4 separate regions of the Homo sapiens genome follow, and all the other regions are linked to region 2. Evidence: chromatin loops called from intact Hi-C (ENCODE). Cell type or tissue: heart right ventricle. All regions are shown on one strand.

Region 1 (8,000 bases), 300 kb before region 2:
TCATTAAGAAGAAAGGGGGTTTTTGGTTTCTTTTTTATTGTTTTTGTATTTGTTTGTTTTGTTTTTTTGCAGTAAAGAAAGTTTAATTGATATGAGGCCACTGTGGCATGTGGCAGATGGAGTTATTACTCAAATCAATCTCCGAAAATTTGCAGGGTAGGGATTTTCAAGGATAGTTTGGCAGGCGGTGGGGCTAGGGTATGGGAGCTGCTGATTGATTGGGGATGCAGTCATAGGGGTGTAGAAAATGGTCCATGTGTGAAGACGGAGAGTCCAAGTGGGGCATCAGTCATTAGAAATACAAAAGCCTGAAAAAACATCTCAAAAGGCCAATTGTAGGTTCTACAATAGTGATGTTAATTACAGGAATAATTAGGGAAGTTGCAAATCCATTGGAATAATGGCTCCTAGTCATTTACACCTACATATTAGCAGAATGCAGACCCCTCTAATTCTCTTAACCTTTTGGCTTTTATTAGTTTTACAAAGATGGCTTAGTTTAAGGGATATTATTTAAACTATAAAGTTCTCCCAAAGTTAGATTGGCCCATACCCAGAAATTGTGTATTAGTTTGTTCTCATGCTGTTAATAAAGACATACCTGAGACTGGGTAATTTATAAAGGAAAGAGGTTTAATTGGCTCACAGTTCCACATGGCTGGGGAGGCCTCACAATCATGGCTGAAGAACAAGGGATGTCTTACATGATGGCAGGCAACACAGAACTTGTGCAGGGGCGCTCCTCTTTATAAAACCATCAGATCTTGTGAGACTTATTCACTATCATGAGAAGAGCATGATAAAGGTTCACCCTCATGATTCAATTATCTCCCACCAGGTCCCCCTCACGATGTGGGAATTGTGAGAGCTACAATTCAAGATGAGATTTGGGTGGGGGCACAGCCAAACCATATCAAATGACCAAGGGCAGTTTGGAGGTTAAAGGCAAGACTGAATTTGGTTAGGTCAGAATTTTCTCACTGTTACAATTTTTGCAAAGACAGTTTTAATCCCCCTCCTTTGGGTTTCATCATACCTTATTTTTAATCTGTGTGTTATGGAAATGGAAAAAGGCCTACAGCCACTGTAACTTCTTCCTGCTCACAGGGGCAGATTTGGAGTGGGAGTTGCCCTCAGGGTAAGAGGAGTGAAACTGTCTTGTAATTGTTGGTATGTATTCATGTGTGCCAGGTTGAGATCCCAAGGTCTGCATAAGAAAACATTGGTGCTCTTATCCACAGCTTTCACACAGCACTTAAGTGAACAGGTGGACTATAAGACAAATAATGAGCCCCAACATAAGGAGAGAAAGTCCTCACTTCAGGAATCCCTGTAGAACTGACCTGAAGCCTTAAGGGATACAGGTGAATGACCCCAAGAATCAATCAGATATGGGGTCATTAGCAGAGACTCAAACATAGTGGATAAGGCTGGAATCTAATAACAGTTGTACTATAGTTTTTTTCTGAAACAATTTTTCTCTCTCCAGTTCCCCATTTCTACCAAACACAAATCATAGTAGGACCAATTTATTTGCAAAATAAGTTCCAGTCCCATTATATTTGGCCTGGTTATTTGCATAAAATGCAGCAAGAATAGTTATTTGCCAAATAGGTTCTTTTTCTAAAAATAATTGGCTTTGCTGGAATTTATTTCATAAGGAATCTCAGATTAGACCTTTTAAAAGTCTCTAGCCCAGCCAAGGATTCATCTGTGCCTGCACATACCTGTATGAATTGGGTGAATTTCTCTCTTCTTGAGGTCCCACAATAACTTGGGATTCCTGGGTCTGTCAGAAAGTGACATTCTTTATTTACTACGGGTTAGGAGCCCTGTAAAGGACAAGGTATGAGACCAGTATTTCCAAGGGGCTGTTATCAGCTCTGTAAGTCAACCTCAGTTACTCAAAGCAGCCTGAAACCATGCCATTTCCAGTCAAAGCCTTGGTAAAATAATCAGTGTCTCCAGTTGTGTCCTGTTGCAAAAAACAAAGCAAAACAAAAAACATTCTTATTGAACTTATGCAAAAAACTATATTGCCATATGCTAAGAAGACTCATAATTAGTTTCAAAATTCTGGAGAAATCACGTAGAGAGAAAGAAATATGCTCCAAAGTTTGCAGATAGAAATATGCTTCATTCAATTGTTAAAAGCTATAAACAGCTCAAAAGGAAAGTTGTTATGTGTTTTGACCCTGAAAAACAAAAAGGATCAGAAACATTTCAAACAAATAGTCATAGAAAGATTATTTCATTATTCTCTTAGTTCAGTCCATACAGTTAATTCCTGTTCTGTTTGATATTCATGAACACTTCAGCTCTTCCTGAGAGTCCTAGAAGTTTCTCCCTCTATATTAATGGCACAATCTTTAAAGATATCAGAAATCTGCATTCAAGAGCACCTGTTAGAGTTCCATAGCTGATTATAAAATCACCTTTTGAAAAGGATCAAAGTAAAAATAACTGTGGATGACAAGAGGCTTAAACAGCTATGGTTTAAGACTCAATTAACAAGGAAATTTGGTTATTTTTGTGGCATACAATTTAATATAACAATTATTATTACTGATAACATACACTAAGTCATATTGAAATTATAGGAATCTTGCACAATTCTGGAACACATACCAATAACACTTTCATATAAATACAGCCCAAAGAAAGCCAAATACCAATTCATACTTGACAGTGCTCACTCTATGATGTCAACATGCCAAATAAGCCAGATGTCTCTTTTGGACTTCAGGGGACCTAATATTGAAAAAATTAATGAAATCAAAAGGACTGAATTTAGAACTTGAAATTTTGATTTTGGAAGGTTTGTCAAATATCAAAGGTTTAGAATACTTACTGTTATAAAATAGTATCATTGGTTATTCATTTAGCAGAAGTGATAACTCAAAAATTTCAAAAGGCAAAAACCTAAACAGCATACCCAATAAAGGTAGCATGTGGCTACCTGAATCTCTCTTTCCCCTTTTTTCCTTTTTTTTTTTTTGCAGTTTACTTAAAAGGCAAAAACATTTCATTGTGGCTCAGTATTACAAAAAAACTTTGTTCAAAAGAGGAAAACCAAATTTTACCTTTTTATTAATGTACTATTAATGTTAGGCCCAATTTTTTAATAAAACCTTATAAACAAATCTATACAGTCTTAATCAGTTTGACCATAAGGTAAGATTTTCCTAAACATCCCCCCATAACTTTTTATAATTTATTACAGGGCAGACCCCCATAACTTTTTATAATTTATTAAAGAGCAGATCAATGTTCTAAGAAAACCATTATTCTGACACATGGGTCCAGATTCTGGCCTTGTAACAGTGTGCTTTTTATTTTAATGTTTTAATTTATAGAAAAACTAAATAATCCCGTTCAACTTTTGGCTACATTGCTCACACCCACAGAGCTTCCTTTACAAGATCAATGTATTATAAATCTTTTACAACTTGCTTAAACCTTCAGTATTGTCATATCTTTTTGGGACAATCCTCAAAAATCTCCAAACTCAACGTGATTACTTTCCTTTGAACAAAAGCCATATTTCCAAGACAAAAACACATTCTACTTCCTTTATATAACTTGTATATAAACTTTCTCTAGTAGTCTCAATGTTAATATGTTAACTCTTAGTCACTTTTATTTCTGGTTAGGAACCTGGTAAGTAAGTAATTTTAACCATGTATCAGATTGCAGAGCCTAGGACAAGAACAGAGCTTTAGACAGTGTCTGACTCTTCCTAGCCTAGTCAGAGGACAGGGCTAACTCCATATGTCCCCAGATCTTACCTAAAATCTAATGACTGAAGAATAGACAAGTCAATTTTCAAAAATATCATAGAAGTAGTTTATAACCTTAAAACGTATAGCAAAGACAGAATTCAGTCTGCCTACTGTAGACCAAATGTCTAAATTTTGAAGATGTTTTTATTTTACCAATAATCTTTAAAACTATACTTAACAAAGATTTCTAAAGTCATCTACACTAAAAGGCATTAAATTTTCTATTTTTCTGACAAAATATTTTATTTTAGGGCTCATTCTTCCCTAAACCAGTTAATTAGAGTTCTTTATGTAAACATCCCACACACAACACATATAATTACATGGAAGGAAATGGATCTGGTAGTTGTAAGATTTTTTTGTTTGCCAGTTTTTAAGTTTCTATTTCCTATTTTAGACTATCAGTTTCTTGATTACCTATTCCCTGCCCTAAACAATTGTCAGCTAGGCAACTCTAAATTTGCATTTCTAAAGGGACAGCTCCTAGGTGAAACAGGATAGAGAACTTATATTTTAAAAGCACAGAGCTGAGACATTAAGCCAAAACATTGTATGATAATAGTTTCTAATATACACAGGCAGGCACCCTTACCAATGGGGGTTTTCTTAAATATGTAAATTTCTAAATTGGATTTGTGGCTTCAGGGTGGAGCCCTTCAAGGAACAGGGCCAAGAAAGCGTGCAGCTTCCAGGGCCTGACAGGCAGAGCTGTAAGATAGAACAGATCCCCAAAAATCAAGGGCTCCGTTTTTACGCCTAATCCTGGGTCCCCCAAAAGAGAAACGCTATAGGACGAGATAGTGATTTTATGGTGTATCTCATTGCAAGGACATTTTTCACTGAGGCTACTGGGCAACCCAAAGCCAATCAGCTCAATCTGTAATCAGTCCATTCCCCAATCCATACTTTCCGGGTCCCCAAGAACATGGTTTTCTTATTCGGTGTGCAAAGAACCAAGTATCACCCTGTAGTAACTCAATTGTAAGCATCTGCCATTAGCCATCCCTAAGAGTATATCTCTTACCTAGCTATTACACACCAAGGCTAAAAGTTCTCTCGTAAAGCCTCTCTCATAAAGCGATTCCTTCCTCCCTTCCTTCCTTCCTTCCTTCCTCGCTCCCTCCCTCTCTCCCTCCCCCCAAGTCTTGCTCTGTCTCACTTTTTTTTTTTTTTTTTTTTTTTTTTTTTGAGATGAGTCTCACTCTGTCACCAAGGCTGGAGTGCAGTGGTGCAATCTCGACTCACTGCAACCTTCGCCTCCTGGGTTCAAGCAATTCTTGTGCCTCAGCCTTCTGAGTAGCTGGGATTACAGGCATGTACCACCATGCCTGGCTGATTTTTGTATTTTTAGTAGAGAGGGGCTTTCGTCATGTTCAAGACTGGCCTTGAACTCCTGACCTCAGGTGACCCCACCCACCTTGGCTTCCCAAAGTGCTGGTTTTACAGGCCTAAGCCACCAAGCCCAGCCAAAGCAAAGTAATTTCTGATATCCTCAAAAGTTAAAAAGGTCGGATAATGTAATGCAAAACAGAGCAGAGTCATAAATTTTGAGAAGGATTTGTTTACTTACAATTTTGTGGGTTTCATGAGGAAAACAGGTTTTTCCCTAAATGGGGCCCGTGGTACCTCCTCTGTTTCTCCTAAGGAATCCCAGGCTGGCAAAAAGAAGTAAATGGAGAAACAATTCAGCCAACCAAGAAGAAAAAAAAAGCTTTTTCTCAAAAAAAACAAGATCCAAGAAGAGAAAAGGCATAAAGACCTTTAAAATATATGTATAGTGTAAATATCAACTTTTAGTTAAGCCAACTTTTAACCATAGAGCTTCGTTAAAGAAATCCTTTTAAATCTTTTATTACTATACTCTAGCCAGGACAAACAGCCTCTGGCTTTTAAGCTTTTTTCCCCCTCAAAGGTCTCCTCCTAAGTGAAACCAGTAAGTCTTATCTAAGATTATGACTTATCGATGGATGCATGAGGTGTCTCCAAAGAGACAGCAAGCATTTTTACAATATGTAGAATAGCCCCTGAGGTAGCTCAGAGAAAAGAAAATTCAAGACAGGAAATCAGAAGCTGTCCATGGAGAAGAAAAGAATCAATAAATGGCAAAAGTCCCACAAGTATCCAACCAGAAAGGACTCATTCCCAAAGCCAGCAATTGAGCCCAGACTGCTACTATAAAAGGGTAGTCTTAGCTACTGAGCTACAGCATGGGGCAGCTGCCATTAGTCTTCCAGGAAGGAGTCTGGGGCAGTCATTTTCAAGCTTGTAAAGGATTGTAACTGCTCAAGAGAATTTTCTGAAGCTAGTTAGGACATTATTCATCCTTTTTAAAAACTTTAATTATGGAGAATAAAAGATTTCTAAAATTCCTTTTAAAAAAAATGGTATACTCAGTTTCAGTAGTGACTTAATCTGAGTCTTTTACAAGCCCAGATGTTAATGTTCCAGGATTTTATCATATAAGCAAGAGGTATTCTTAGAGAGGGGATAGAGGAGATATCTCCATCGTCCCCAAGAATTCACTCTCTGTAATGGGCTTAAGATAACAAAAGATGACAAGAGCCCTGTAGAAATGGGATCTTTTAAGACAAGACTCACCCAAAGGCATGACACATTTGGGATGAAGAGTGTGCTGACTCATCTCAGACACCCGGTCCTCTCATACTGACATGAACTGAAAAATTCCTGCCCTTTGGATGGTGGAGACTGAGAGTGTACCTCCACATGGTCAACAGAGTCAAGCTCCCAAGGACGTAAAACAAGATGAGAAGGAAATCTCGTCCAGTTTTTGTTTCAGGGACGTGCAGCAAAGTTTGTAACTGACCAGCCCACAGGGCCAGCTTGAGCATTGGGCTTATAGGGATCCTAGGCCCTTGTTCTATCCTACGGTGCCCCTCTCCATGACAGAAGACACATAAAGATAAAAACTGAGAGGAAAGGAGTGAAACAATGTGAATATTCATAGCACAAAGTGCACTAGATTTGCTACAGCCTCAGACTAATCACACAAATCCTTTTTCCCATTAATCAGACTTTGCAAAGGAGACAGTGATTTTTACCATCAGTTTGCGCAGAAAGGGGCCAGAAGCCTGGCTGGTAGGAAATTCTTACCCTTTTGCCGGCATGCTAGCTTTCCAGGTTCCTTATCTCTCAGCAGCTTTGGTGATGCTGCTTGCTGTACCATAGCTGTGGGGGCCATGCTGCATTACAAAAGAAAATCATCTCTTTCTGTTTCATGGAATCATAGTCAAAAACCTCATTTTGCAAGATGTAGCCAGGCTACATGGGGGATCCAAAATGACGTTTTTTATTCCAGGCAGAGGAAAATACACATGACAAAACACAGACACCAGTCACCCCGCTTAGCATCCAAGTATTGACCTGGCAAGGCTTAAACTTGCCTCTGTTGGCCCGTGTTGTCTTTGATCCACTCAAAGTGGGGTGGGGTGTTCTCCAACCAGGAGTTTCAACAGGTGATCTTTAAGCAACATGGAAGAGTGGATAGTCACCCTGAGTTAGACCTGTTGAACTTTGTTCATGGCTCACAGAATGTGACCAACCAGACAAACTAGTACAGTCTCCTGGGCTTTCATCAGCAATTCTTTCAGGGAATTCTCTCCATATATACAAATACGCACAATGAGATAAAGACAAACAAAAAGGCCTTCCAAACCAGGATTCCTAACCAAAAATTTCCAGGAGTAATTCTTCTGAACTAACCTCTTATTCTCTAACTGGGGAGACATCTCCCCAAACCCAGAGTCTTCCTACTATTTTGGGAGAGCCAGCTAATACCCCCAAAGGAGCCAAACCAAGACACTTGAAGGAGCAGAACCAAGAACCCCAGTGGAGCCAAACCAACTGGGAGAAGGAAGAAGGTTCTGACCGTGCTTAGAATACTCAGCAGACCAGTTTAAAGATGTCTTTCTAGGAAGGATGTCTTTCTCCACTGCAATTAGGCCCAAGCACTGTGGGTCAGCAGGGCCTCACTGGGCAAGGACAGCACCAGACATGGCCTTCAGTTCCAGAGAAATAAGCAGCTGCCAGAGCTCACCTCCAATTCCAACATACTGGTGGGGGGCTGACAAACTGCAGGCAGGCACCCACAAAGGCAGATCCCAGACAGACCCCCAAACTTATAATAGCCCGATGGGTTCTTCCTCCCACACAGATGAAATCAAGCCACTGAGACCAAGCCATTGCAGTAGAGAAAGAGTT
Region 2 (8,000 bases):
CAAGTAGTGGCTGTCCCACCCCTACCCTGGCCTGTGTCAACCACTGGCAAATGGAAAGTGTCTCTTAGAATCCAGAAAGAGGTCTCTGTAGGGCCAGATATAGCCCAGGCCTCTGATGGAAGGTCTCCAAGCCATACTGGCCCAATTCAGCCATAATCTGGCTTCACCAACACAGGCTGTACAGGCAATGATTACTGAGGTGCATTCCTTTCTGTTTATCAAGATTCCATGGGCCAAGGCCAGGTGTACCCAGGCCAAAACAAGCAGACCTTGACCAGGCAACAAAGCAGTGCATTGGTTTCACCATGTTCTCTCTGAATGTCCCTCAGCTCAACTGATGCAGCATGATAGGGATGGTCTAGGGTGACAAACACGGACTGCCACACCCTGCTTATGCTTTAACTATTTCTGTTTATATGCACAGCCTTCATATCCAATGCAAAGTGAAACAAGGTGGTTTTTGCCCACAGAGTGGAGTTGCTGAATGTCAGTTGCTTGTATGTCTGGGGAGTGGTTATTTAAAAATCCTACCCACTGCTTCAGTTTGCTCTGCTCTTTATAAGTACAGTCACAACCCAAGACTCCAGGAGAGATTAATCCGGTGTCCTTGTTCTGTTTCATTCCATGTGAACAGCTGAACTGGGCCTTTCTTGTTCGAGATTTGCAAAGGATAGTCAAGATCCTTCTTCAATCACTAGCATTTCAAAAGGGTTCTTGAAATGACAAAATGGTTCCTTTGCACTGTCGACATTTTCATCATCAATGAATATTTATGAAGTGCCCACATGGAGGTTGCTTGCCAGTTCCGAACCCAGATAAGAGGGAAGGTTCTTTATTCTGTTGCAGAGGGGCGTTTAGTCAGTAAACTGCATTTCTTTTAACTTCTGAAAGCCTTCCTTTTTTCTGGGGAAAAAAATGTCATTTTGCTTTTGCAAATGAGAGAGTAAAGCTTTTGGCTATTGCGTAGTATTTCTTCAATTATTATTTGGGTTTCCAGACAGCACTTGTTTTCTGAAACCCTCAAATTGCCTCAAAGATATAATATCTTTGTGCTAAAAATACTTGTTAGTCAAACATTGGTTGAACTCATGACTTGTGGCACTCATGAATTCAAAAGATGGTTTCATTTTTTCCAAATCATTCTCTCCTTTTCATCCACTCCATCCCAGAACAAATCATTCCGATAATGTATTGCTAGAATGACTCACAAGGGGAATCCATCACTGACCGGGTTTGTCCAAGGTCTTGCACTGACCTCTCATGGTGAGGAGAGCAGCAAGCTGTCCCCCACACTTGCAGGCTGTTATCTTGATGGGAATGAGAGCTGTTGGGCTGCTCTTCAGGAGCAGGAGGTAAGAACAGCCTGTGGGGTCCTGAATGGCCCCAGCGTCCTTGGGTACTAAATGCAATGCTATGTACTCCCCAGTGTAAAAAGCTTCCTGGTTGCATACTTGGCTTTTGCCTTCTGTTTGAGACACAGTGAGCCAGATTACTTCAACAAAGTCATTCCCTGGGAATTAGATGCTCAGAAAAGTACATTAACTTTTCATGTCTTGGCAAAGCTTTTAGCCACAGCAGGAGCTCCCTGAGTGAGGGGCTGGGTTTCTTTTACCTCAGTATTCTTGGAATCTGGCCCACTGCCTGACACATAGTAAATACTCCATAAATACTTGTTAACTGACTTCAGTTAATAATTGTCATCGACAGTCATTGAGAGCACCTACCGTTTTGGGTCCCTGATTAAGACTAAGGATACAATGAAGTATAACAAACAGTCCTGGCTCTGATTGGAGTCTAGTTGGCGAATCAGGCCAAACACGATAAATGACACTTGCCAGCATAGAGTGATGTGTTTTAATTGCTCAAGGAATAACACAGGCCATAAGGGGCACTAATGTTTAGGAAAAACAAGAGATCCACCTAGGACAAGATACCAGGGTCAGCCTTTCTGCTTGCTAGGAATTGGGCTATGCCTTTAAGGAAGAGATAATAGCAAGATGTATCAAGTACCTCCTACTCTGTGCTAATGTCTCTTTACATACATTACTGAATCTCACAACAATCACACAAGGGAAATGTTTATCATTGTCAACCCACAGATGAAGAAACTCAGGCTCAGAGAGGTTAAGCAATTCTGTCCAAGGCCACATGGCCACTGAGTAGGAGGACTAGACTTCTAATGCAGGCCAGTTGAACTCCAGAACCCATGCCTCTTTCACCACCTCGGCCAAGGAGGAAAGACCTCAAACTTTATCAGCTACCTTGGGGCTTAATTTGAAGCAGCTTCCAAAGCAAGCTGACACTGCTTCTAGGAAGCAATAGCAAAGCAAGGAAAAGCTGACACCCTCAGGTTCTCTGAGCACCACACTGAATGGGGTGGCAGGTGGAGCCACAGGGTTACTGGAGTTGATCTCTGGACCTGGACAGCTTGCAACCACAAGCAACGGGCTGGGTGCAGGTGTGGGTATGTGCATGACTCTGCTGGACAATTTCCCAGTAGCACACACGTGGCAAGCAGCGTCTACTGCTGAGCTCTAAAAGACTTTTGATGAGTTCAAACCTCATTATGTGGATGCTTTGTAATGAGACCAGTCAGCCCGGGCTTGGTAGAGTGGTTAAGTATACAGACTCTGCAACAAACTAAATCCTGGCTCAATCACTTACTAGCTGGGTGAAATCACCAACTCATGGGTTCCTCTCCCACCACACGGTTTTAGAAAGAGGTCAAATGAGTTAATATATGTGAAGCAGAATGGCATCTGGCACATAGTGCTTATATAAATAAGGGTTGCTATCTATTCTTCTGCCAGCAGAATCTAGCAAAGGTATGTACCTTTAGAGTTATTGCCAAAGGTTCAAGTCTGGATTAAAGGCCTAAATGAGGCTTAAATGGATGTAGCTAAAGACATTAGTGTTCCTTTGTAAACAGACAAGCCTTTATTGTGTTCAGAATAAGGCTTGCCAGTCAGCTGAAGTAAAACTTAGAGCAAGATCTTGTATCACAGACAGCCAAAGAGTGACCTCTAGTGGCGTAGGTTCTTATTACTGACTATGCAAACTGAAAGGCGTTCAAGGAACCACAGATTGTAGGACTATGGAAACCGATCGTGCATGGGTGTCTTTGTCCGTTTGTGTAACTATAAAGGAATACATGAAGCTGGGTAATTTTTATTTTATTTTATTTTTGAGACGGAGTCTTGCTCTGTCACCCAAGCTGGAGTGCAGTGGCGCGATCTCAGCTCACTGCAAGCTCCGCCTCCTGGGTTCACACCATTCTCCTGCCTCAGCCTCTCGACTAGCTGGGACTACAGGCGCCTGCCACCACGCCCAGCTAATTTTTTTGTATTTTTAGTAGAGACGGGGTTTCCCTGTGTTAGCCAGGATGGTCTCCATCTCCTAACTTCGTGAATGGCCCGCCTTGGCCTCCCAGAGTGCTGTGATTACAGGCGTGAGCCACCACACCCGGCCCCAAAGCTAGGTAATTTATAAAGAAAAAGAGGTTTATTTGGTTCACGGTTCTTCAGGCTATACAAGAAGCATGGTACCCATCATCTGCTTCTGATGAGGGCCTCAGGAATCTTCCACTCATGGCAGAAGGCAAAGGGGAATCAGTGTGTACAGAGATCACATGGCAAGAGCAAAAGCAAGAAGACAGGAGGAGGTGCCAGTCTCTTTTTAACAAGTAGCTCTCACAGGAACTAATAGAGCGAGAACTCACTTACTACCTTGAGCATGGCACCAAGCCATGAGGGATCCACCCCATGGCCCAAACACCTTCCACCAGGCCCTGCCACCAACATGTTGGGTATCAAATGTTAACATGAGACTTGGCAGGGCCAAACAAACCATATCCAAACCACAGCAATGGGGAAGATCGTCCTGGACCAAAAGAAAAGTTGTTCTGGAAACTGCAGCCATGAGAAGCCCTATACATTGGCAAGGTAGTTATCCTGATCTTTGAAAGTTATTTCATCCCCTCTGACGCCAGTGCTGATATTCTCAAGAACTCATGTTCCCAAGAGCTTCTGGTTATACAGGTCTAGAGAAAGCACAAATGGTGTGAACCTTCTGGAAAGGTACACATGTGGGAAAAAGTCTTTAAAATATTCATCTTAAAGGTCACAGGAGGCCGAGTGTGGTGGCTCATGCCTGTAATCCCAGCACTTTGGGAGTCCAGGGCGGGCAAATCACGAGATCAAGATATTGAGACCATCCTGGCCAACATGGTGAAACCCCGTCTCTACTAAAAATACAAAAATTAGCTGGGCGTGGTGGTGCGCACCTGTAGTCCCAGCTACTCGGGAGGCCGAGGCAGGAGAATCACTTGAACCCAGGAGGTGGAGGTTGCAGTGAGCCAAGATCGCGCCACTGCACTCCAGCCTGGTGACAGAGCAAGACTCCATCTAAATAAATAAATAAATAATAAAGGACACAGGAACTATCTTAAAGGGGTTTCCATTGGCCACATCGGAATTTGAGTAACGAAATAATGATAGTAATGGATTATAACTTCATAGAATGAGTCCATACTGAAACATATAAACAAATGAATAAATGAAGGAGAAAAGAAAGCTCTTTCTTACAGTGGCATTCCAACTAATAAATGTCGAGCGAATGCTGAAATTTAAAAATCATTTTCAATAGTTATTTCAGGTAAAAATCATCAATGGATGCTAGAATTAGTAGGCAGAAGTTAATTAAGAAGCACTATTGATATTATCTAGGCTGAGTGCAGTGGCTCCCGCCTATAATCCCAGCACTCTGGGAGGCCAAGGTGGGTGGATCACCTGAGTTCAGGAGTTTGAGGCCAGCCTGGCCAACATGGCGAAATCCCATCTCCACTAAAAATACAAAAAAAAAAAAAAAAAAAAAGCTGGGTGTGGTGGCAGGCGTGTGTAATCCCAGCTACTTGGGAGGCTGAGGCAGGAGAATCACTTGAACCCAGGAGGTAGAGGTTGCAGTGAGCCCAGATCATGCCACTGCACTCCAGCCTGGGAGATGGAGCAAGACTCTGTCTCAAAAAAATAAATAAAAAACAAAAGAAACAATATTTATATGATCTAAAGTATCTCCCCCAAAAGCTACTTGTTAATTACAAAGTGTAAAATAGTAACTTTTTAATAGAGAACACTGGCAGACAGCACCTTAACCAATGATCATAGTTAACACCATTGGTTACTGGGGCAAATTAACACTGTGCCTCCTAATGAGGCACTGAGGACACAACCTGGCTTCTGTTGTATTTCTCCTGCCAAAAACACAGAACCCAAATCTAATCACAAAAAAAAAAAAATAGGGCAAACTCAAATTAAAAAATATTCGACAGAACCATCAGTTTACAACAGGGGTGTCCAATCTTCTGGCTTCCCTGGGCCACATTGGAAGGATTGTCTTGGGCCACACATAAAATACACTAATACTAACAATAGCTGATGAGCAAAAAAAAGAAAAGAAAAGAAAAATCGCAAAAAAGTATCATGTTTTAAGAAAGTTTGCGAATTTGTGTTGGGCCACATTCAAAGCCATCCTGGGCTGCATGCGACCCATGGGCCGTGGATTGGGCAAGTTTGGTTTTCACTCTTTAAAAATGTCAAGGTTATGAAAGCAAAGACAGACTGAGGAACAATTACAATGAAAAGAGACTAAAAAGATTACGACTAAAGACAATGTATGATTCTAGGTTGGATTCTGGACCAGAAAATAGGGCACTAGTAGGAAAATTGGCAATATTTGATCAATAGATCAATATTTGCAATATTGGCAATGTCTGGTCGATAGATTACAGTATTGGTCAATATGTTAAATTCTCTGACTTTGGTAATTATATTGTGGATATGTAAGATAACGTCCTTGTTTTTAAGTAATATATACTGAAGTACTTACAGGTAAAGAAACAATGACTGCAACTTACTCTCGAGCAGAGCAGAAAAGACACCACAAAAAGTGAAAAAGCAAGTGTGGTGAAATGTTAACATTTGGTGAATCTGGGTGAAGGATATATAAAATTTCTTCACACAATTTTTGCAACTTTTTTGTAAATCTGAAATTATTTCAAAATGAAAATTTCTTTAAAAGTCCACTTCAGGTTCTTTATTATTTTTCTTATGTCACTGAAAAGGGTTGACTAGTGTCTCCCCAAAATTGATGTCCACCTAGAACCTCAGAATGTAATCTTATTTGGAAATAGGGTCTTTGCAGATGTACTTTGTTAAGATGAGGACATACTGGGTTAGGGCAGGCCCTGGTATCCTTAGAAGACATACACATACAGAGAAAAAGGCCATGTGAAGATGGAGGCAGAGACAAGTGATGCAGCTACAGGCCAAAGAAAACCAAGGATTGCCGGGAACCACCAGAAACTACAAAGAAACAAGGGTGGACTTAGAGAAAGCATGGCCCTGCTGTCATCTGGATTTCAGACTTCTAGATTCCAGAAATGTGAAGGAGTAATTATTTGTTGTTTTAAGCTACCAAGTTTGTGGTAATTTGTGACAGCAGCCCTAGGAAACCCTAGGAATTACAGTCACCCACTTTTAAAACAATGGCGCTCTGGTCTACAAGACGCCATAGTCTGGCATCCTCAAGTGTCTGAAGATGCTAATAATGATAACGTTTATTGGACATTTACACACCTAACACTGTGTTAAGTGTATTATATACATTATTTCCTTTAACCTTCATATCTGAATACACTAGGCTTAATTACTAACTCATTACAGAAGGGAACATGGAAGCTTAGAGTGGTTAAGTAAGATGTGTAAGATTGCACAGCTAATAGAGGATGTCAGCATTGAACACCATCTCTTGGGCCTCTTCCTCTTTGTCTTTCTTTTTTTCTTTTACCCTGAAACAGGGTCTTGCTGCTGTTGCCCAGGTTGGAATGCAGTGGAACAATCATAGCATACTACAGTCTTGAACTCCCGGGCTCAAGCGATCCTCCTGTATCAGCCTCCCAAGTAGTTGGGTCTACAGGTGCACCACTATGCCAGGCTTCCTCTTTGTCCTTTAAAACCTTCTCCCATCCAAAGTGCAGCCCACATTCCCTGTCCTCTAAAAATTTTCCAGGGCCTTCTAGGCCACAGTGGTCCATCTTTCTTCTTTAAACTTGGCACTCATTGTACTGTTGCTTGGCTCTAAAATATACTGAGGATTATTCTGGATGTCATTTGGCTTTTTAAAACATTGTCTTTGCCTCCAACTGAATATTAATTACATGCAGGTATGTGCCACGTATCTAAGCATTGAGACTTCACCTACCCTTATTTCTCTAGGTAGAAACCTATCATTATAGTCCTCATCAGATTATATGCAAGTAGATGCTTGACATTTGCAATTTGACTGTTTTCAAATAAGTTGGAAGTTTATCTGAGACTCTTGATTTCAATTGCGTGTGTAAAAGAAGTCAGCTAGGGGCTGAGAGCCCGGCTAATCAATTTAAATGTGGCTTTATTTGTTCATTGTTGGTCTATGTTGTATTAATTTTTGTTAAATGACTAAAATTTGGTTTGAAAGGTCCATGAAAATAACACATCTGGGGCAGAAAATCATTTTGGGCAAGAAATTAAATTTTGTAATTTAGGGTGGAAAACTGAGCCTCACAGTGAGATTTATGTGCCGGGCCCTCTGTACAAAGATATGATGTGTCATGTGCTCTGTTAAGTGCTCTAGCAGTGTAAAAGTCACTGAAGTGAGAAATTCGTTTGAAAAGGTTTAGCTATATGGTGGTTCACTACTGATTTGGGGCACAGAAAACAATCTGATTTAACTGACCCAGGAGCCTAGTCAAACAATGCCACATTCACAGATTTGGTGATTCACATTGTCTTGGAATATTCCGTGAGATATCAGGTGTCAAGAGCCAAGTAAGTAACATCAATGAGCAAAAGGGCAGAATTCAAGAAAATAGCATCAGCACACTGATACCTGCCAACTGACACCTGCACCTGGCTTCAGTGTTACACAATTAACAGGGGGTGGAGGGAATCGTCACGCACTGCAGC
Region 3 (8,000 bases), 440 kb before region 2:
AGTTGATTGTAGTAAATTAGGATTTGTCGTAGAAACTTCATAATGCCCAAAGGACTGACATGCACAGAGAATGTAGCAAAAGCTGCAGTTGTAGATGTCTTTCTCATGCAAATCATTATCTATGAAGTCTCAGTAATACAGGCTTAAACAGAAATTGCTAGAGTGATGTCCAGAATAAAATCTGACACTAAACAGCAAAAAGCATTGGCTGTTTATATTATAATGCATGTTAACATAATGACTGCTGTTCTAAGAACTCCTTAAAGGAAATACTGAGGATTTGTGACTCATAATTGGGAACAGTTGCTGGGCGATAAGCTTAAAGGGGGAAAAATATGTTTAGAAACTTGAAACAATCTTAACAGGGAGAAAGTTTTTTATCTCACTTCCCAATCATAACATCAGATTCTCCTAAAGTTAATGAAAATTGCTTAAGGCAACTTGATATGAAGTTTAATTTAGGCATAGGAGTTCCAGTTTACAGGACTTTTTTTGTTTTTTTGTTTTGTCGTGTTTGTTTCACTTTTTAGGATTTCCCAGAAACATTTTTCTATTTGAATTAAATATTCCTACTTACCATAAATCATTTTAAAACAGTGGCCAAATATTATTTTAAACTACATTATATTATCTTATTTCATACTTAATTAATATTATATGTTGTTTTTGAGACCATATCCAACTAGTTAGTACTCTTACTAAGCAAGAAGTTTGGGGTTTATTGGCAAGATCTTTAGGAATTTTAAAGGAGTATACTGCTTTTTTGTAAGTTCCATACTTTTTGGCTTCATCAGTTGGTTATATGGTTGTTTTTTCAGTGTAGAACCTGATTCATAAATTGTGAACATTGGGATAGAGGATGGCAAATATTTGTATAATCTGTTTTTCAAATATTTGTCTGCAGAATCTTTTGTGCACAGAATACCTGTTAATAGTTTTTGAAACAAGTATTCTAAGAGCAGATTTTGGAAAATGTGCTAGCTAGCAAAACCCGTAGATCAAATTTTTTTTTTTAGACAGTTTCACTCTTTTTGCCTAGGCTGGAGTGCAGTGGTGCAACCACAGATCAAATTTAATATCCTTTTCAAAATCCTAATTTACAGCAAGGAAATAAGTTAATTATTGGGAAAATCTGTCTCAACACCTAGACTTCACATGTACCAGTCTTTCTGAATGCCTGTAGATCTAGAGTATTTCCTGTGTTGTAGACATCCATTTAGAAATCTGTGGTACACTATGCTACAATATCTGTGCTGTTATCATATATTTAATTTTTTATATTTTCTTATAGTAACTTTCAAACATACACAAAAAAGAAAAGAGAGAAGAGTATAATGACCATTATGCCAGTTATTTGAAATAATGGTTCAAATGTTTCAAACTCTAGGTGAAGTTCCATAAAAGAGGAAACACAAATGTTTTTATTGGACTACCTTTTATAAATTATTAAATGAGTCTGATTCATATAGTGGGACTTCCCTCCAACAGTATGGAGACATTTGTAAAGGAATGATTCAGCAGCAGTCGACCAGATAATAAGATGACCAAAATATTCTCAAAGCTAAACCTCATAATAATCCAAACTTTTTTTTTCTTCATGTTTTGCCAACATTTTTCAACCCACAGGATAAAAGATAATATTGATGTTGGGTGGATTAATACTGGCTTTATCCGGATTCATTTTATTTTTCCCTTCTTTTATTCTGTCTTTGATCAGGCAATACTGTGTATTCCTGTATTGGCTCAAGTAAACTGATGGCCTCTGAAAAAAAGGTCAAGCTTGAAGAGAAATTTTCTGTCTATGTTTAGTTTCTACATATAGCATCATAGTAAAACTGACTCCCTGATTGGCTGAGGCCAGCCCACTGTAGAGTGGAGGGTGGGCTTATTTTGATTGGGTTAGGCCAGTGGTGCTGTGGGGTTAAATCAATCTTACTATAATTCCATGGCCTAGAAATTTTGGTCTTGATTAGAAAGGGCATGTAGGAAATGGATGCTGTGGAAACAACCGGCAATAAATATGCTTTTACTCCAAGTAAAGCAAGTTTTGAAAATTCTACAACAGGCTATGCTATGTATTTTTAATGTCCAATGATATTTTTAGATATTTCTGTTTTACAAATTTATTAACAGGTTTTTGGGTTTTTTTTGTTTTTGTTTTTTTTTAGAGGACAAGAATTTTGGGCAGATTTGAATGCCATGAACGTGTATGAAACAACTGAATTTGACCAACTACGAAGGCTGTCCACACCACCCTCTAGCAATGTCAACTCTATTTACCACACAGTCTGGAAATTCTTCTGTAGGGACCACTTTGGATGGAGAGAGTATCCCGAGGTATTTACAGATTCTTTGTTGACAAGTACATTTTTCAAATTTATTTTTTTCTTCCTGTATTCTTTTATTCTTTCTTTACAACAATGACTAGGCAGAACTATGCATATAATCAAACAGCTTATGAATATAAAATTGAGTCTCATTGATACAAGAAAACTTTTCTCTTTTTCTTAAAATTTATTTCTTTCCATTAATTTGAAATCCAAAGATAGCATACCACTATTATCAGATAAATAAAATGCTTTCCACAGAATCTTGCATTATAGAGATGAAATATTTTGACCTGTTGCCGCCTGTGGAGTAATTTTCACGACATGAGAATTGGTATAACTTTTGATTATATCTGGCTCTTGGGCTTATGGAGATTGGATCAAGTGTTACACTTAGCATTTTAGAAGCCCAATGGAAACAATCACTCATGTCTCTGGAAGAAGTACTTGAAAATGTTTATTGAGCTGTGGTCAGGGAAATCAGTTATTTACAATTTTCTCCTATGTGCACTTGCATCCTTAGTCTGAGACAGTGATAATAGCCCTTCAGTCTCAAAGCAAGGTTTTAAAATGATGATGGTTTACTTTGCTTCTGAATGACAATTCTGAGTCATTTAAACAACCTCAAATGGACTTTAGAGATTAATTTCACATTCCAAAGATCTGACTTTTTCAATTTAAGTTCATTTCCAGCATTACAAAAGGGGGGAACAACTTATCTACCTTACTTTTATTTTTAAAGACAATAGCAAAAGAAAAAAACCTAGTATGTTAATTATTGTTAAACACAATATTAAACTAAGTAAGTTTAAGTAATCACTAGTATCTACCTTCCAAAGAGAATACAAGGCTGTTTAAAATGTACTCTCAGAATACTTGGTAATCACTAGTTATCTACCTTCCAAATAGAATACAAGGCTGTTTAAAATGTACTCTCAGAATACTCAGACTGTTCCTGTGTTTTTCCTCTGAGAAGTTTTTTGGGTTTAGAGCTTGAACTTTATATACCACCACCTTTTCAAATTTTATTTATTTATTTATTTATTTATTTTGAGAGAGAGGTCTTGCTCTGTTGCCCAGGCTGGAGTACAGTGGCACAATCATAGCTCACTATAATCTTGAACTCCTGGGCTCAAGCAGTGCTCCTGCCTCAGCCTCCCAAATAGCTGGGACTACAGGTGCATGCCACCATACTCAACTAATTTTTATTTTTTATTTTTTGTGGAGACAGGATCTTGCGATGTTGCCCAGTCTAGTCTCGAACTCCTGGCCTCAAACAATCCTCCTTTCTCTGCCTCCCAAAGCGTGGGGAGTGGCTCACAGGCGTGAGCCACTGATACTGGCCAACATCACTATCTTTAATTCCTCTTTTGAAAACTCCCTTAAGAAATATGAACGAAAACTCTCTATGATATTATTAAGGCTCAAAATAGAATAAAATAGTTCCCTGGGCCCCACATGTTTTGTAAGGTGGAAATCCATGCCTTATGAACAGGGAGCATCTTTCCACCCTACATACTTGGAAGGGAAAAAAAATCTTAGCATATAAAGGGAGTTATTTAGACTCACTGTACTTTATTGAAATTCCTGTGAGGTTAACTTTTGCCTTTGGTTAATTTTCATTTTTAACCATGATTATTAACTTTCCTTTTTTTTTTTTTTTTTGTTCTGTTTTCTCCTCCATAGTCTGTCATTCGATTGATTGAAGAAGCCAACTCTCGGGGTCTGAAAGAGGTTCGATTTATGATGTGGAATAACCACTACATCCTCCACAATTCATTCTTCAGGAGAGAGATAAAAAGGAGACCCCTCTTCCGCTCCTGTTTTATACTGCTTCCATATTTACAGTAAGTGTCGAGTATGAAGTTGCAATATTTACTCTCATTTTATGTAAATGCATTCCTGAATACTAGAGATAAAAAATAAATAAGAGTCTACCTTGGTTAGTACTCCTAGAATGTGAAATTCCAAATTAGTCTTTGGATTTTAATTCCTCAACAAATTGAGTGTAAATAAGCTACAATAAATCCAGTTACACTAGAAGAATGAGTAACTTATTGGATTTTTTAGAGTTAACATTTTTCCACAACTAAATATAATTGTGTCTGGAATGAGTCACAGAACTTGCATTTACCTCCTTCATGGAAGATTTTTTCCTTCCATGAAACTACTTTCAAGATGAGACCCTTCTATGTTACAGGACAACTTAGCCAAACTGCCGGGGCAAGTGAGGAGAGTCCTACAAGGTGATTTCTTGTTTTCCTTTTACTTGAGGGAATTTGAATGGGGAAAGTTCACCTTTTCAAATAATTTACATTCTCATTTGCTAGGTAAGCCACCTCTTCTTGTGATACTCACTAAAATTACTTGTCATACTTACTAAGAATACAGTTTCTTAATGTAAGGTTAGGACTGAACTCACTCTTCTGAATTGTAGGTGAGCTTTTCTTCCATTTTGCCAAGAGTTGTTTCTTCCTTTGGTCTCCAGACAACCCAGTGGCACATCTTTATAGATACCAAAAGGTGGGGCACATTACCATTCACATGGCCACCTTTGAAAATTAGTATCTCTAGGGAAATCATTATCTACTCCAGTCAGATATGCTATTTTTAGAGACTGATTTTGAAAATGGTATAGGTTTACTTGGTTTTATGAACTTTAGAAGTCTAGCGTAATGGTTGGTTTTTTTGTGCTGATCTTTGAGGAAAAGATACCATTTTTATATTCCTACTGTTTTTATTTTAGCTCAAACTGTTTTCCCTAAGTTGTTATGAGAAAATCTTAGTGATTCTAATCCCATGTTTGGAAGGGGAACAGTAAAAACAAAATACAAATAAAAATCCCTGAAATGATCAGTATCCAAAAGAAATTTGTAGTAAGATTAATCTTAGAAATATATATTGGATTGGGTTAAGTGTGTTCTTTCTTCTAAGTGCCCGTTAGAAAAATTTTACCTTGTAGGGTTTCTTAAAAAATTAGAACTAGTAAAAATGCCATTTCTGTGATTTTACTAGCACAGCTGGAGATAGTGTCAGTGTCCAGTAGTTAGGAATATATTGTCCTCCTGGTGAGATAGTAGAACCCATTAGTGAGACCAGCAGCTTGGCATGCTGAGCCAATCAAGCAAGATAGAACTTCTGTGTGAGGGTAAGAATGCAAGTTCTGCATTGTTGGAAAGTTTCGGTGAATGGTGAAAATGCGTCTGTTTTTATCTCATGATAAGTAATTATGGAATATGCCCTCTTTTTTTTTTTTTTTTGAAGCTTAGGCTTGTTTTGTAAAAGTATGAACTATAAAGATAATATAAGCAGCAATACAATTAATGCCACAAATATGCCTTCATTATACAGGCATATCTTGTTTTATGGTGCTTTGCTTTATTGTACTTCACAGATAATTGTGTTTTTTACAAATTGAAGGTCTGTGGCAGCACTAGGTCAAGCCAAATCTATTAGTGCTGTATTTTCAACAGCATGCGCTCATTTTGTGTCTCTGAATCATATTTCGGGTATTCTTCGGATATTTCAGGTGTTTCATTATTATTGTATCTGTTATGGTGATCTGACCGGTGATCTTTATGTTACATTTGTTTTGGGGTGCCAAGAACAGCACCCACATAAGACGGCAGAGTGTTCAAGTGAAAGGAAGAGTTACACATCTCTAAGTCAAAAGCCAGAAATGATTAAGCTTAGTGGGGAAGGCATGTTGAAAGCTGAGATAAGCCAAAAGCTAGGCCTCTTGTGCCTTAACATTAGCCAAGTTGTGAATACAAAGGAAAAGTTCTTGAAGGAAATTAAAAGTGCTACTCTGGTAAGCACACGAATTATAAGAAAGTAAAACAGCCTTCTTGCTAATATAGAGAAAGTTTTAGTGATCTGGATAAAAGATCAAACCAGCTACAACATTCCCTTAAGCCAAAGCCTAATCCGGAGCAAGGCCCTAACTTTTTTCAGTTCTTTCAAGGCCGAGAGAGGTGAGGAAGCTGCAGAAGAAAGTTTAAACCTAACAGAGGTTGGTTCATGAGGTTTAAGAGCCCATCTCTCTTATAGAAGTGCAAGGTGAAGCAGGGAGTGTTGATGTAGAAGCTGTAGCAAGTTATCCAGAAATCTAGCTGAGATCATTGATGACAGTGGCTAAACTAAACAAGAGATTTTCAGTGTAGACAAAACAAACTTATATTAGAAGAAGATGCCATCTAGGACTTCATAGGTAGAGAGAAGTTGATGCTTGGCTTTAAAGGACAGGGCTATCTTGTCAAGGGCTAATGCAACTGGTGACTTTAAGTTGAAGCCTAGGGCCCTTGAAAATTGTGCTAAATCTACTCTGCCTGTGCTCTATAAATGGAAAAAGTGTGGATGACAGCACATCTGTTTATAGCATGGTTTACTGAATATTTTAAGCCCACTATTGAGACCTGCTCAAGAAAAAAAGACTTATTTCAAACTATTACTGCTCATTGACAATGCACCTGGTTACCCAAGAGCTCTAATGGAGATGTACAGATTAGTGTTTTCATGCCTGCTATACAACATCCATTCTGCAGCCCACTTATCAAGTAGTCATTCTGACTTTCAAGACCTCCTATTTTAACAGTATATTTTGTAAGGCTATAGCTGCCATACATAGTGGTTCCTTTAATGGATCTGGGCAAAGTAAATTGGAAAACTTTTGGGAAGGATTTACCATTTTAGATGCCATTAAGAACATCGTGATTCATGGGAGGGGGTTAACATACCAACATTAACAGAAATTTGGAAGAAGTTTATTTCAGCCCACATGGATGATTTTGAAGGGTTAAAGACTTCAGTGGAGGAAGTCACTGCAGATGTGGTGGCAATAGCAAGAGAGGTAGAAGTAGAAGTGTAGCCTGAAGATGTGACTGAATTGCTACTATCTCATGATAAAACTTGGATGCATGAGGAGTTGCTTCTTTTGGATGAGTAGAGAAAGTGGTTTCTTGAGATGGAATCTACTGGTGAAGATGCTGTAAAGATTTTTGAAATAATAAAGGGTTTGGAATATTACATCAACTTAGTTGATAAAGCAACAGCAAGGTTTGGGAGGATTGACTGCAACTTTGAAAGAAGTTCTGCGGGTAAAATGCTTTCAGATGGTACTGCATGCAACAGAAATCTTTCATGAAAGGAAGGGTCAATTAATGTGGCAAATTTCATTGTCTTATTTTAATAAATTGCCACTGCCACCTCAACCTTCAGCAATCACCACCCTGATCAGTCAGGCCATCATCAAGGCAAAACCCTCCCACCAGTAAAATTACTATGACTCACCAAAGGCTCAGATGATTGTTAGTGTTTTTTAGCAATGAAGTATTTTTAAATTAAGGTATAAATATTGTTTTTTTAAAGAATGAATGCTATTATGTACTGAATAGACTATGGTATAGTATAAACATAACTTTTATATGCACTGGGATACTAAAAAATTGTATTACTCACTTTATTGTGATATTTGCTTTATTGCAGTGGTCTGGAATAGAATGCTCAATATCTACTAGGTAGTCATATATTGATAATATGGGCTTACAAGAGAACAAAAATAGTTACTCTTTATTTTCCTTTTTCTTTTAAAAATTTTCTATTTTAATCTTTCTGTCTAAAACTGATAATCAGGTATAAAGTAAGAGATCAGCAAATCAAAGAAATATTAAACTT
Region 4 (8,000 bases), 600 kb before region 2:
TATTCTGGGGAGCCTGTAGTGGCAGTGGGTGGGTTGAAAGGATGTTCCTGGGAGCTCTAACTAGAGGGGTGGAGTTTAGTATCTATTGTGACCACCTCCTTTCCCCAAAGGCCACAACTAGTCCTGAGCCTATCCTACTCTCAACCCTGCTAAAAGCCCTAGGAACGATCCTGCCCACAATTCCTGCCATAGCCACTACCTGGTAAGGTTATCTATTTTTCTCTTGCTCATGGAGGAAAAGAACTGTCTCACAGCTTCTTCCCTATCTACCTGTCCCTGCAACAAGCACACAGCCCTGTTACCATTCCCAAAAGGAAACAGGTGGAGGTAGCAACAAACATGATTTAAAATCTTTTTTAAAAATAGCCCAGAATACACTGTGGAATAAATGGTATAGATCCCTGCCCATTCCCCCAACCTTTCTTAGGACTGTGCAGCCGTGTAATCACCTCTGCCTCTCTGCTTCTAACAACTCCCATATCCAGCCCCATAACTCCTACTGGATTCTGTGAGGTTCCCTGTAGCTACGTGAGGAATTCTCCCTCTTATGTTCATTTATGCTCTGGGAAAAGATAAGGGTACACAGTGATGAGGGGACAGAACAGTTTGTACAAAAAAGAACTGAAATTCAATCCAATGATTTCAGTTTCACTAATATTTATGGAGCACTTATTCTATGCCTGGCATCGTGCTAGGCAGTGGGAGGACTGAGATGAGTAAGAACAGGACCTGGCCTTCAAAGAGCTCATGTGCTGGCTGAGAAACAGTGAATTAAAATATCTATCCCTTAATTCATTCAACAGATCTTTGAGAGCCTATTGTATACCAGGTACTGGAGATAACACAGGAAAGAAGAAAAACACTGTCTAACCTTCAAGGGATGTTTTACGTGCCAGTAGGAGAGACAGATAAATAGCAAAATGATTTCAGGTTATGAAAAGGGCTATTAAGTAAATAAATGTTTATTTTACTGAGACTGAGAAATGGGTGAGCCTACATTAAATGTTTTTGCAAAAAGCCCCTCTGGAATATGTTTATTCCGAGGGCTTCATGTGCCTTCATTTTTTACATTCTTTGACAACCATTCACAAGTCTTCACACAGCATGTGAAGAGTCCAGGAAAGTGCATTCCAGGGACAGGGAAGAGCAGTGGAAAGGCCCTGAGATGGGAAAGACCTTGACTTTTCCCAGGAACTGCCAGCTAAGGCCAATGTGGTCAACACGTAGTTGAGCACAGGGACAGCAGATGCACTGACGTGGAGAGACAGGCAGGGCCAGGTCTCGCAGGACACCATGGGGTTAGAGTTCATGCTACATGTAACAAGTCCTTGTGGAGGGTTTTAAGAGGAGGGACATGCTCCTATTTGAATGTCTGAAGGTCACTCTGGCTGCCATGCATAAAGTAGAATGAAGGGCAAGGGCAGTCATCCAGGCAGGAGGCGATGGTGGCTTGAATGAGGGTAGTGGCCATGGAGGGGGAGAGAAATGGATGGATTCTGCAGGTTTGGGAAAGAGAGACACCATGGCTTGGCAGAAGAGGGAGGAATTGAGGATTTTTATCATGCTAATACAGGGAGATCACTGCCATTCCTGGGGGCAGTCATAGTGCCTAGGGATGGCATATGAGGCAAGTCTAGGGCTGAGTTTTAAAAGCTGTGGAAATAGGCAAGGCAGCTGACAGGGAAGGGGACACATTTCAGAGGAAAACTCTTGAGTAATTTTTCTTCCCAAAACATTTCCTCCCTAGCAAGGCTTTGGCTGGCAGCAGGATGAGGCTTTGCCTATCCTAAAGGGGACATTATCCATGCAGCAAGACTGCTACCATTGCGGGCTTACCAATCCTCCCCTGTTCTACTTCACCTCCCCCATACCCAGCACTAAAGTCCACCCAAGACGAGTTGTGATTGGGCCCCACAACATGGTGAAAAGCAGACTGGGTGACTAGGGGTGCCCAGCAGTGGTGGCACTGGCTGCAAAAGGATGGAAAATACGGAGCACCAGCAGTTGTAAGAAAATATTTCTAGTAGGCTGGGAAGGCAGCTGCTTCAAGGGATGCCACGTGCCTAAGATGTGCAGGAACGAAGGGGCGTATATAAATCAGAGCCTGACAGATGGGAGAGACAGGAGGAGAAACCACAGCTGCAGGCAGCCCACCTTCACCTGCACAGGTTCCATCCTCCCCACTCCCACCTAAAAGGTGGGAGAACCGCCTCTCCCCCTCCTCCCCACATGCCTTAAAACCCTTCTGAGGCTTCCCATCACCCATCAGAGAAGGCCAGGCTCCACAGCAGTCGGGCCTCATCACTCCCCACCACACCTTCCTGGAATCTGAATCTTGAGCCGCTCTCAACCACTCAGAGCTTCGGCGATAACAGTGGCCCTCTGCCTACAAACTGACCACTATCCCAGCCTAGCAAAATCCTACTCCATCCCCAAGTTCCAGATCAATAGGAACCCAATCCTGGGAGGACTTTACTAATGCCCAGCCAGCCCCAGCAACATTAGCCAGACCTCCCCCAACCCACCACCTATCCCAGGCAGTGTAACATCAAGTTTGCAAAACTAGTAGCCTGTGGGGTGTTTGTAAAATCTGTAGTAGTTTACAATGTTTCAAAGTGGGGCTTCTCTTGAAAATTCTGGTCTTGTGATACTATGTCTTGTTTTATTCGAGTACTTTTATGGTTTCATTTTTTTAATGTTTAAATCTCTTTCCTATAGAGATTTGCTTTGGTGTAATGAATGAAGGATTCTTCTCCTCACGTGGCTAACCCGCTGTATTTTAGACAAAAAAAAAAATCCAACAAATCCAGTTTCTAGGTTTTTGGTCTCATTGTTACAATCTCATTTTAAATAACACATTAGCTGTTTGGACACTGAAATTCCAGAGCTAGTGGGAAACCAAATTCTTCCTTCAGCTTCAGACAGTAAAACATTAACCAGAATGAAGTTTCCCAGGCTGGCAGCTCTATTTTGCCAAACCCTAAGGCTTCTGAGGATAGCACTTGACTGGAGACAAGGTCACCTTGGCCAGCAGGATTGCAACAAAGGAAGAATGAGGTTGAAACCTCAGAATTGGTCGTCAGAATTGTATTTCACCACAGTCTCCACACAGGGTCAGACTTTTCCAGTGAGAAAGTCTGCCTTTGTCCCTTGTCTTATGGTGTAATGTGTACCCTTGGCCCACTTCTCACAGTAAATGCTAGCCTTGGATGAGCTCATCCTTTCCCGGGGCTTCAGTCAGCATGTCGGTGCAAATGACTCACAAACCCTCAACTCCAGTCCTCCGGCAGCTACTAAGCTCCACAGCTGCACTTGCAGCTGCTCAGTCACTCCTAGGTGGATATTCCACAGGCACTTTACACTCAACACATCCTATTCTCTCCCAACTTCTTATTCCCCAAACTACTTCTCCTTTGGTTTCTAATCTCAATAATCAATACCAATATACTTCTAGTTACTCAGTCTTGAAACCACCATCTTCCCCCAAAATGTCTCTCAGGTCCACTTTTCTGCTCCACTGCCCTAGTTAAGGCCCTATTGCCTGGCTTGGATTGTAATACATATCTAATATCTGTGTCCCCTTTCCACCTCCTCCAGCTCATCCTTCAAACTACCTCCAGGTGTCTGATAGGGTTACTCCTAGATCAGAAGTCCTGACAGGTTCCCCACTGCCTAAAGTGGGGACTCCATAAAATGGCATTCAAGGCTTTCCACACTCTTATCCCATTCTTACCATCCGTATCCTGTTCTTAGCATCCCCACACCTACACCAATCACTGTATACTATCACTCCAGTTCACTTTTCCATGCTATTCCATCTACCTGGGATGCCTGTTAAACCCCAGCCATCCTTCACCAGGGATAAGACCACCAGTCAGAATAAATCTCTCCTTAGTCTCTAGACCTGTGCTGTGTACTACTATGGTTCTAGCCACATGTGGCTATTGTATGCGGGAAAGATGGTGAGTCCAAACAGAGATGTGCTTTAAGTGTAACATGTTCACAAGATGTGACTTAGTACCAAAAACAACTGTCAAGTATCTTTTCTATATTGATTACATGTTGAAATAATGTTTTGGATATAATGAAGTAAAAACATGTATTAATTTCACTGTTCTTTTTAAGGTATCTAATAGAAAATTTTAAATTACAAATGTGGCTTGCATTATATTTCTGTTGGATAGAGCTGCTCTGTATTTCTATGAGCCTTCACTTATGCCTTTATGCCTTCATTTATGCAGTCAATCAACAAGGCCCCTGACCTCAAGGAGCTTACAATGTGATGGTGTTGGGGGCGGGGGGCTTAGATTTCAGCTGTGGTTTATGAAGATATATGATTCTAGATTACTTTGCTAAATATAGAGCACAAAAAACCGAATGATCAACACTGCTAACAATATCCTTTGTACTTCTCCTCCTGCTCTCAGGTTCTCCCAAAGATGACATCACATGTGGTAAATGAGATTGATAACATACTGCGCAACAAGCCCTACAGCAAGAAGGACTATAGATCATAAGGCAATGCATGAACCACAGAAGCTGCATGGTTAAAATAGCGGCCTGTGCCCAGTACAGAAAGGTGTTACTAACCAGTCTTTTGAATCACTTAGCAGCTTGCTGCTCAACCTCTAGTGTCCCTCCCTGGATTCTTTGAGGTGTCTGCTGTCGCTACCACTGTGCACATCTGAAAACTCACAACCAAGAAAATCCATTCTATTTTCTTATCTTGGACTGGAGTCACCTATTCTTGCATTGCTGTATACACCTCATGCTTATGCAATGGGAAGAATATGGGGGCCAGGGGGTGTGGTACTACCTTCAGGCATTTGGTAACTCAAAGAAGGCTGTACAGATATATTTTTTCAAAAGAACAAAATCCACAGATGCAATGTGAGTTGCGTAAGAAACAGAGTAGATAGACTAAATTCAGTGAAGGAAAGGAATTGAGAGATTTTTCTTAGTAAATAGATTATTGTTAAGTAAATAGTTATTAAAAATATATCTCACTGCAAAAAAAAAAAAGCAGTATCTTCACTCAAAAGTCTTGCTTGGAAGAATAAGCAGAAATAATTTTATATATTTTTTTTCTATTTTCACATTCATACTAACAAGTTTTGTTCCATTTGTTATTCAATAAAACAAAAATTTCTAGGTATTTGCTTTATTACCTTTCAAATATTTACTGTTGCTTGGCCCCAAGAATGGCCTTGTACAACTTATCCAGAATGTCTATTAGGATTCTAATGTTATGTCCACTTACAAGTAGAGACAGTAAAAGGATGAATACCCAATCTTTAGTGACAATGCAGCTGATTTATGAAAGAGAGGGCTACACTGCTATGGAAACTTAGCTTCAAAGAAAATGCAATGTATCTGCAATTAGGTGTTCATTTTTTACTACATTTTATTAAAACCTGCTTTATACTTTCAACTGCTTGTAGGCACAACTTCTGCAAGTTTAAATATTTGAGCTTTACAAATAAACATACACATGCTCAGTTTTTTAAGTAAACCTGTAAAATACCCAGGAAGGCAAATGTTCATTGTTTAATTAGCACTGGGATTTTATAATATAATGTTTGGTATTTTTGAGGCATTGTTAACATGAAAGTCAACCACTGGCTTTGTGAAAAATGCTATGTCACTATTCAGAATATGCTGGGTAAATTGACTTGCCTAGTGAAAAGCAAAATGTTAAAGAAAGAACTTCTGGTTCTATAATCATATTATATGCACTAAACTATATGCATGAAAGTTCTTTGCATGGATTAATGGGGCTTACCCTTGTTGCACTCGAAATCTGAGGTGTATCTAGCCCTGCCACTATTGGCTACTTACCCTCATTAATATCCCACTTGAGAAAAATTGTGAGACTATACTGTGTCAATATCTGTAAAAAGAGAGAAAACATGTTTTGTTTTTTTTTGAAGGGGGTGGTGTGGGAGTGGCCCTTTAACTCTATTTGGCTATCTGAGGATGTACAAAATTCTCATTTAATTTTCTGGTCAGCAAGTTCCCCACACAGAAATCACTCTGAGGTTTACAGAAGAACTGTAATATTATTTTAAAATGCGATTTTTCTGTCATTAGTTCTAGATATGTACTTCATGGTTAAATTCTAAATCTGAAAATGCTAGTGGGAGATATCAAGAAATTTTCTTTTTGATTACTAGTACCTGTATTCTAACAGAGAGTTTGAATTTTTTGCCCGTGTTATCAGAATGATGGAAATTGATCATTTTCAGTTGTTCATTGTGTATTCAATCCAGCGAACTGCTGTATGTATAGAGGAGCTGAGGTGCTGTCTAATGGGAAATGTGATTTGATTGATTTATTTGCTTAGAGTAATAAAAGCATTTTGTGCATTCAATCTTACAATAGATTTTATCTGATCTTTCACTGTAAGGCTTATGTGTATTTTCCATATATGTAAAACATACACATGTAAAATATATGTGGCCATAAATTAGGCAATAATCATCTAAATAAAAATTATATTGGCAGCTAAGCTGCACTGAATACTCAACAGAAATAGTAGTGATCAAAAGTCTGAGATTTAAATTGCAATCCAAACATATTCTATCATCAATCAATCAATGGAGATTAACTACTGAAGATACCATTTCTCACTGGGTTTTAGAACACTCCGCACTAAGGTTAAGGCTTCACAAATTCACTTTTAAAAACTTACTTGCAAATCAAAACCAAATATAAATATTATGGCTTAGCTGTGGGAACAGCCAGTTTTTTATATGCGAATCTGTCATGGTAAATATACTAATGTATTTCACAGTTAGTTAGTTAGTTAGTTATGTCCTTAAGAAAAAATTCCACGCACTCTTATTATTTTCTTTTCTCTTCCAAAAAGAATTCCCTGGCAGAGAATCTATCATTCCAAAAGGTAACCTGGGTACCAGCCATCCCTATATGGAAATCTCAGGCAAACTAGAAACCCTGTGTCTGGCTTCCCACTTTAAAAGAACTGTCACTTCATCTTCATGACAAGAGTGCCAAAGTCATGAGGCAGATGTCAGAGCCTGAAGGAAACTTAGCCATCTGCAAAGCCATCCCTCTTTGACAAACGAGCAAAGCAGGCCTGGACAGATGATGAAAAAACTTGCCCAAACTCACACACTGCTAGTTGATGGCAGAACCAGGCCTAGAACCCAAGTATTTTGTGTTCTAGTTCAGTGCTCCATTAGGTAGATTTTTTTTTCTTTTTAAGCTTTAAAGAAGAAGTTTTATGCAGAAATTGTTTGTGAGAATGTTGAAGTTAAAAAACATAGTTATTAATCCAAACTCAGAAATCAAACAGGGATAAGTCAGCGAAAAGATGATATATTGAAAATTCATGAAGGCCAACGAGAAGTTAGCCTCTATCGCCCTGAAAATTTAAACCAACCCCCCAAAAGACCCTCCTAATCTATTAATTCCTCTGCTTGGGAGTCCCAAGGAAGTGAAAGAGAATCCCTTAGAGCTCTGATACATCTATAAATTGGTTTTCTCCATAAATGTACACATACATGTATCCTTCCATCCTGTCTCCAGAAGCAGCAGTGACTGGCATGCACACTGAAAACAAAGAAATAGGGCAGGCAGGAAGGCACAGCAGGTACATACTGGCAGAGGCCTGATGTCTGCCCTTTACTGTAACTGCTCAATGCCTTTCATTGCCTCACATACATTTGATTGGTAACTACAAAGATGTGCATTTACATGTGTGAGATATTAAAATGATGGTTACATGTATACATATGTACCAAACCTGCATGGTCAGCACATGTATCCCAGAACTTAAAGTAAAATAAAAAATAAAACAATTTGAAAAAAAAGATGGTTAATGTAAAATAATATAATAAAGATTACGTACTTCATCATAGGATTCTTATAAAGAAGTGTAGGGAAAATACAAATTTTAAGAAGCAAAGTTTAATCATACTTATTAAGCAAGACTTTTCACAAGAATTGAGTATAAATTCAATCTCCATATTTCAGTTAAC

Evidence for each region. Hi-C counts contacts between places; a loop is a spot of excess contacts. Peaks named below come from ENCODE experiments on the same cell type or tissue, not always from the same donor. Only the 100,000 strongest peaks of a DNase experiment are listed, where the experiment ranks them.
Region 1: it touches region 2 in a loop (2.6-fold over the local background); 41 of 110 quality-filtered maps call a loop at or near these places.
Region 3: a loop joins it to region 2, with 2.5 times the contacts of the local background. A loop is called at or near these places in 9 of 110 quality-filtered maps.
Region 4: it touches region 2 in a loop (4-fold over the local background); 57 of 110 quality-filtered maps call a loop at or near these places.

The regions. Positions count from the first base shown.
Region 1 is chr3:156,830,923-156,838,922 of GRCh38, forward strand. All of the region lies in intron 2 of LEKR1 (leucine, glutamate and lysine rich 1), which reads left to right. Among named protein-coding and RNA genes, the nearest start is that of LEKR1, 8.6 kb to the left of the region's middle. In heart right ventricle, no CTCF peak of the experiment used is centred here; no DNase peak of the experiment used is centred here.
Region 2 is chr3:157,134,596-157,142,595 of GRCh38, forward strand. No RefSeq gene overlaps it. Among named protein-coding and RNA genes, the nearest start is that of LINC00880, 16 kb to the left of the region's middle. RefSeq lists a silencer at 1,105-1,399. In heart right ventricle, CTCF peaks have their summits at 1,264 and 3,031 (motif pointing left); DNase peaks (open chromatin) are centred at 204, 1,372 and 2,472; H3K4me3 peaks cover 663 bases; H3K27ac peaks cover 3,449 bases.
Region 3 is chr3:156,691,852-156,699,851 of GRCh38, forward strand. TIPARP (TCDD inducible poly(ADP-ribose) polymerase) reads left to right here. Exons shown (of 6, transcript NM_015508.5): 3 at 2,169-2,337; 4 at 4,014-4,174. Among named protein-coding and RNA genes, the nearest start is that of TIPARP-AS1, 20 kb to the left of the region's middle. In heart right ventricle, no CTCF peak of the experiment used is centred here; no DNase peak of the experiment used is centred here; H3K4me3 peaks cover 783 bases; H3K27ac peaks cover 508 bases.
Region 4 is chr3:156,532,231-156,540,230 of GRCh38, forward strand. KCNAB1 (potassium voltage-gated channel subfamily A regulatory beta subunit 1) reads left to right here. Exons shown (of 14, transcript NM_172160.3): 14 at 4,428-6,375. The coding sequence ends at 4,517. SSR3 (signal sequence receptor subunit 3) reads right to left here. Exons shown (of 5, transcript NM_007107.5): 5 at 7,323-8,000. Among named protein-coding and RNA genes, the nearest start is that of SSR3, 19 kb to the right of the region's middle. RefSeq lists an enhancer at 1,508-2,007. In heart right ventricle, a CTCF peak has its summit at 3,110; a DNase peak (open chromatin) is centred at 3,231; H3K27ac peaks cover 5,538 bases.